2 separate regions of the Homo sapiens genome follow, and region 1 is linked to region 2. The links are chromatin contacts, found by Hi-C or POLR2A ChIA-PET in ENCODE. All regions are on one chromosome and are shown on one strand. Each heading gives the region's core, a stretch centred on a gene start or an enhancer-like site at or near the end of the contact. The rest is flanking DNA. Distances are from core to core; before and after follow the strand shown. Region 1 holds the start of INAVA (innate immunity activator). Region 2 holds the start of KIF21B (kinesin family member 21B).

Region 1 (3,408 bases), core at 460-2,959, 130 kb before region 2:
AGCAGTCTTGAAATGTTGTTTACACTCAGCCCTTGTGTGAAATTACCCACTGCTAGACCCTGCTTAATGTTAATAAAGAAGCATATATATTGCTATGTTTTTATATTTTTAGAACTTTATTTCATATAATTGACTTTTTTAGTGATCTTCTTAATTTTATTTTATGCTCAAGAAATGTGAACTGTGAGCCAATTCACAGCTGGTAGAAACTTCCACCAACCCCCACCTGGAGCTGGAGATGGGCAAGGTGGAGGAAGGGCCGCTTATGCCCAGAGTCAACCCCTCTCTGTTTGACTTTGTAAGAAAGTGCCAAGCCTCTATGGGGAGGGACGGTGTGTCACGGAGGACTGGGGAAGGGCAGGGCTGCAGGCTCTTTGGGAGACCCAGAGAACAAGCTCCCAATGGGGCGGGGGGAGGAAGAACTGTCCCCTCTTAGGGCCCCTCAGCCTCAGCCTGGGCAGAAAATGAGGTGGTCAGCCTGGAGCACTCTGGGGCTAGCATTGTTTGGAAAAAGGGTGTGTACAGGAATGTGAAGGTGTGCTGGGTGTGTGTACCGGAGCAGTGGGGGATGCTGGGGGACTCCAGCCCCATGAGTTCCGCTCCACAGGAGATGCCTGGTGAAAGCAAACTTCCTCTGTCATCCCTGCACTTGGGGGTAGGGAGTGGGGACAGGACTTTTTAGGGGCTGGGGGAGGGGAAGCAATCCAGACATGTATTGAGGCACTGGAATCTGGGTCGGGGGAATGGTGGGAAGATCAGAGAGTGGGGGGAAAGGGAGGTGGTAAGATGAAGACTTGAGGGGTGCAGCCTGCTGGGGACAGGCCAGGCAACAGTCAGCGTTAGCTCTGCTTCCGCCTTGAAATAGGCTAGATTCCAGTTTCCCATTTGCTTGGGGGTCGGTGGGATGGGAGATCTTGAGGCTTATTTTTTATAGGAAATAAGTTCCATTTTGGTCTCTGGCTCCTTGCATTTGGGGAGTGGACTTAGGGTCTGGGGTCACAGTGGACCTCCTGTGGAGTAGGAAACAGGACTTGGGCTCAGGTCAGTGCCTGTCAGTGCCCCATGAACATGCGTTGCTGGGGGATGGATGTAAATAATCAACAGAGAAGTGATGGCCTCGATACCCTTGGGGGACAATGTCTGGGATAAAAAGAACAGCCTGATCCTCTCTCTCTAGGATTCTAGAACTTCTGCATATTGGAATTCCAGCTGCCTTGCCTGAGGTTTTAAAATCCTCACTCGGGAGAGATAAAACCCAGGCCTTGGTCTTCATTTCCATATGTGGGGAAGAGCAGTGACCCATCCCTGTCAGTTTGTAAATGTCCTGCTTGTTTTTTCCATGGACAGTGGACATTTCACCTTGCTTCCGGGGTGCTTAACAGGCCTCAATTTCTGGAAAGAGAAACTGAGGTCAAAGGAAGGCAGGGAGAGCCAGGGTCAGGACAGGAGGGCACGCAGGTACCTCACAGCTCAGAATGTTGTACTAGGGTCTCTTGAGGCCATGAAGACATGACTCTTGTTGTTGTCTTCTTTGGGGATTCCTCCATGGGAGCCCCTTTTTCCCTGCTACCCTCCTGCCCCCCGGAAGTGCAGAGGCCCAGGAGCTGCCTGCTGGCACCAGTTGCACGGGATTAGTTCAGGGAAGGACTTGCTCACCTGCTCCTCCCCTCTGACTCAAGTCATAACAAGTAACCTGGTTCCCCTGGCCCGGCAGCCTGGGAGGGACGGCAAGGTAGGCAGGTGAGCCGAGACGGACGGACGGCCAGCAGCTCCGTCAGCTGGAGAGAGAGCACAGGCCTGTGGCTTGGGAGACCCTGAGGCGACATGTGAGGGCCCTGAGCCCCCTGACTGGAAGCAGGGGCTGTTTTTCAACTCCTGGACTAAAGCCCAGAAGCAGGTGAGGGCGGGGGAGGTGGAATGGGTCTTTGGGGCTGAGAGCAGGCTGGCCTGGGAGTGGAGGAGCCCAAGCAGTGGCCATCACCCCCCTCCGACCCCCACCCCCGCCAGCCTATGTCTGGTGTGTAGGGATGACAGAGGGGTGCTGGTGGGCTTGGACGGGAGCCTGTTCTTGTGGTTGCCTAGGCCTTAGTTTCCACCAGAGGGAGAGCAAGCAGAGATGAGCTGGGACAGGCAGGCCTGAGACCTGGCTTTGGGGGACACACTTGGGATAGAGGAGGATCCCCCATGGCCCGGCCTGAGGGAAGGTGCTCTGGAGTTTCCCTCCCTCCCTCTGTGCCCCTTCTGGTCTCCTCTGCCTTTTTCTGGGGACATTGTTCAGCCGGGTGGGCTGCTTTTTAGGGCCCAGTACTGGAGCTTGAAGAGGCCCAGGAGGGATCCCTGTGTTAGGGAGGGGGTGGGGATGTTACCTGAACTGCCTTTATCTAAAAGCAATGCCTTAGACACTTAAGACTCATAGCCTCCTGGGTGGGGGTGGTGCCCTCGCTCTCACCTGTTGACTCTGGGGCAGGTTCCCTACAGCTGTGGAGGGCGGCCTCGGCAGAGGCAGATGTGAGGGTCCGCTATGTGGCTGTACGGGTTTCCTTCTTGGCCTGACATTGACCAAGAGGTCGAGATTCAGACCGGGGACCTGGAAAGGCTTTAGACACTGTGCAGTCTTTATTGTGCACAGGAGGAAAGGAAGCCCCGGGAGGCCTGGTGACTTCCCCAAGGTAGTACAGACCGCAGCAGAACCAAGCCTTGAGCCCACAGCCAGGGGCTCTGGGCATCTGACGCTGTTCTCTTTGCTCTACTTGGGGCAGCAAGTCATCCCAGAGAGGACCCAGCATCAGGCTGGGACCACTGGGAAGATCAGTGCCTCCCCTTTGATGCTGGCAGTCAGAGACTGGGCTGAGCTGGGAGAAGGGGAAGCTGGCGGAGACGGGAGGCGTGCTAAGGTACCCCTCTGTCCCTGTAAGTCCCCACTCCTCTGCAACAGTCTCAGAGCCCCTGAGAAGCAGGGGCTGAGTTGGCCCAACTTTCCAAGGCAACTACTTAGTGGTTAATAATTAATTAGCAAGCGTGACTAATTAATGGCTTCCCCTCCCACATTACTTCCTCCTCTGTGCAAAGCAGACACACTCAGCATGCTAGCTGAGACCACCTTGCTTCCTACCTCTGGCTGCACCCTGCTCTTGGCTTCTGGGGAGGGTGGGAGGATGGCTAGGGTGGGTGGGAAGGGGTGGGGGTGAGCTGCCTGCTCCTCTGTCCTGTTCTTATCTCTACGAGGGATAGAGTTTGGGACAGATGGACAGTGCAGAGCTAATAGTCATCCTAAGTATCCTGCGGGGTGGGGTTCCAGAATATATGGCCAATCTTTCAGAACTTTGGCATGTTTGCAAAGGCCTCCCATAAAGTTAAAAAAAATAATTCTCCCATGCATTCTCTAGACTTCCTTGAATAATTGAAATT
Region 2 (3,271 bases), core at 26-2,525:
AAAGCAAAAACTGGGAGAAGTGGTGAGGTGTGAAGCATCTCCACCCAGCACAAAGAACACAGATGGCTCAATTTCACAGCATTTCCTGCTCCTGCACCTTTGTGTACCCCTCCCAATAGAACCCACCCAGCCATGTCCTCTCCCTGTCTCATTTCTGCCGGCTCAAGTCCCGGAGCTGTTGAGAATGGAACCCCAGATAAGTCTAGGCAACCCTCCCCTGCTCAATTTTATCTGAGTGCCTGAGGATGGGGCATCTGCATCACACCCTCCTGCCCTCTCAGAGAGAAGCACCTCAGATACACCTCTTCCTCCCTTCCTAGGCCCATCTCCTCTTGGGACAGGACTGGTAGGATTCTCCCCCAAAGCCATTGACTTCCCACAGAAGGCCAAGGCATCATCCCAGCTTTTCCGTTGGTCCCCGCACCCGATCTTTGTCTGCAGATCTGGCTCCCAGGGTGGGTGTGCTGCCTTTGCTAGCTGGACCAAGAGCACATAACTAGCTGACTCGCATGGATGAGGGGAAATTTCCCTCTCTGGTATCCCCGTATGAGACAGCAGCCTCGTGGGGAGGCGAAGAGGAAACGCACAGACGCTCCGGCCTGGGCCAGAGCTGGGTGTGAAATACCGGATTTCCTTGTTTATTCGATTTTCTGATCATTAAGGGCTCCCAAGAGGGGCCCAAAATTACCACCCAAACAAAGCCACCTTCCAGTAGTCGGCGGGGTCGCCGCTCCCCTGCGGCAGACTGGCCAGCGCGCGGCGCCCTCCATCCCGTCCCACGCCGGCCCCTCCTCCGGGAGTGCAGGCTCCAGCCCAAGCGGTGCTCGCGCCCCCCGCCCAAAGCCCACGCGAGACAAAGCCCGAGGCTTCTCCGCGCGCCCCCTTCCCCGCCCCGGGTCCCTACCTGACGGCCACCTTGACGCAGCAGTCCCCCTGGCCGGCCATGGCCCTCTGGAGCTAGGGTCTGGGCGTGGATCAGAGGCGGGGGTCTGGGGGCCAATGCCCGAGGCAGCGGCTGCGGCTGCGGGAGGCGGGGGCGCGGGCGCGGCTGGCGGAGGCTGCGGCGGCGGCGGCTGGAGGTGACATGCTCGCGGGCGGCAGGCCGAGGGGCTCACCCGCGGCCGGCCCCCCGGGGCTGGGCCCGCGCGCCTCCTCGCGCCATCGGGCGGCGGCGCGGAGCTAGCTGACAGCCGGCGGCGCGACCCGCCGCTCCCTACGGCGCGGCACACGCGCACACACCTCCCACCCGGCAGCCACCTCCCGCCGCAGCGCGAACAAAGGGGGCGGGGGCCGATCCGGCCCCGAGCCCGCCCCGAGCCAGCCCCGAGCCCAGGCCGGGCCCCGCCCCGCCCAGGAGCCGCCAATCGAAAGCCCTAATGAGCAGTGGGGGCGGGACTCGCGCCTTTAAAGGGACCTCTTGGCTCGCGGCCACGGGGTGGCTGGGGGTAGGGGGCGGGATTGAAGGGTGGGGGTGGGGGTAGGGGTGGGAGTAGGGGTGGGGGCGCTGGACGCAGACCACGTTAGAACCTCGGCTCCTGGAGTAGCAGAACCTCGGCTTCAATGGGACCCTCATTTCATAAATGAAGAAACTGAGATTCAAAGAGGGGAACTACCGAAGGTTACAGAGCGAGTTCGTGGGTAAGCATGGTAAGAACCCTGGTCTCCCGGGGATCCCACAGCGATTGACGGTTTATAGTTCAAAAGAGCCAGGAAAGCTTCCCTTCTGCATTTATTCCAGTAAATTCGCCAACCCTTCTCGAAGGGAGTTCTTGCTAGCCCCTAACTAAAATTTCCCCCACCTCCACCCTGCAGCATCTTAAAGCTCATGTTTTAGTTGATTCCTGGCCAGGCTCCTAGCCCAAGACTAGCCCCTCCCTACTGCTAGACGACTGTCCCATTGACCTTTATGACCCACAGATGACCCCACTGGGCCTGGCTCACACTCTGCTTGTTGTGGCTGTGGGGCCAGAGGGTCAGTGTGGGAGGCCTGAGCTGCCCTGGGGGAAAGGAGGGAACAAAGGGGGCCCTCAGTTCCGAGCACCTGGGTAGAGAGGCTGGGCGGTGAAGTGGGTGGGGAAGGGAAGGAGGGCAGCTGCCTGCAGGAATGGGTATAAAGGACAAGGAGGACCATGGAGACTTTAACGCTGGGCCTGGATGGAGGAGGAGACCAGTGCTGCAAAGTCACAATTCCCTTCCCAGTCCATCTCCCTCCCTCTGAGCCCAGACGCCTCTTCCCTGCCCCCTGCCTCCCAACATTGGGGCCATTCACAGGGCCCCTCACCAGCTGCCCTCACTTCACCCAGCTCCCTCCCCTGGAAAGGGCCCAAGAGGAGGACCCAGCTGCAGCCCCAGATGTGGATGGGGATCTCTGGGGGAGGGGAGGAAGGGGAGTCTGACTCCAGGCCTCTTACATTACCCTCAGATGATGAAACCATGTCAGAGATTTTGGCAAGGGTGTGGACTGGGGTCTGAGGATGCATCTGTTGGTACCATCTTCCTCCCCTTCCCTCCTCCACTCACACCCCCCTCCCCGCCAATAACTGCTTCATGCAGTAGCTCAGATCCCTGTTTGGCTTGACCTATTAAGGTCAAATCAAAACCAAAGATAATTTCAAGGGCAAATTTCAAGGGCCAATCAACACATCCTTTTCATCCCCATGGCAAACAGGAGGAGCACCGCCAGCAGTGCCCCCATGATGGGGGCTGGAGAAGAGGTCTTGGTGGTATCCTGGACCTTTTATTAGCATTTGAATCTAGAGGAAGCTCTCCCTGGGGCCAGGGGATCACCTCTCCTGGACCAGGAGGTTAGCAGAATGTTGCAGTCATATCCTGCAACATTCCTCCCCATCTTCCAACCAAAATAATTCGTGGGGAGGAGACTAACACATATGGACCACCTACACAAGGTATTTTATGCACATATTCTCATTTTTTCCCTATAACCTTGTAAGCTAGGCTTTTTTATTCTTTTTAAATTTTGCAGATGGGGAAACTGAGCCTCACATGTATGAATTCCAGCATATAAGCAACAGACTCCAGATTTGGACATGTATATCTTATTCCAGGCTTCCCAGATGACCACCAAGGTGGAAGGGATGATGATGTCCAGGCAGAAGGGAGCTAGGCCGGCCCAGGCTTTTCCTCTAGGCACAGCGGACTCCAGGTTCAGCCTTCCCGGATGGTAATGTTGCATTCTGAAGAGCTACTTTCCCGCCAACTCATCTCTGGACTTCTCTGGGGCCCAACTCTGGTTTCCTGCCTGCAGGAGGTC

Evidence for each region. Hi-C counts contacts between places; a loop is a spot of excess contacts on that map. ChIA-PET counts read pairs that join two places held with the same protein, here RNA polymerase II (POLR2A). Pooled maps may share reads with other maps.
Region 1: a loop to region 2 is called in a map of GM12878, with 4 times the contacts of the local background. The contact joins the promoter of INAVA here to the promoter of KIF21B in region 2. A Hi-C loop is called at or near these places in 8 of 168 maps with a recorded cell type or tissue (B cell, CD4-positive, alpha-beta memory T cell, Caco-2 and 5 more), 36 of 37 single-sample maps with no recorded cell type and 15 of 50 pooled maps. POLR2A ChIA-PET finds 5 or more read pairs at or near these places in 13 of 52 experiments (B cell, CD4-positive, alpha-beta T cell, Caco-2 and 10 more).

What each region holds. Positions count from the first base shown.
Region 1 is chr1:200,893,191-200,896,598 of GRCh38, forward strand. It overlaps INAVA (innate immunity activator), which reads left to right and starts at 1,710. Exons shown (of 10, transcript NM_001142569.3): 1 at 1,710-1,897. RefSeq lists enhancers at 1,604-2,114, 2,115-2,626, 2,627-3,137.
Region 2 is chr1:201,022,439-201,025,709 of GRCh38, forward strand. KIF21B (kinesin family member 21B) reads right to left here and starts at 1,276. Exons shown (of 35, transcript NM_001252102.2): 1 at 905-1,276. The coding sequence starts at 945. It overlaps LOC101929305 (a long non-coding RNA gene), which reads left to right and starts at 1,511. Exons shown (of 4, transcript NR_188464.1): 1 at 1,511-1,647; 2 at 3,066-3,181. RefSeq lists an enhancer at 1-78 and silencers at 683-732, 1,133-1,492, 1,844-2,001.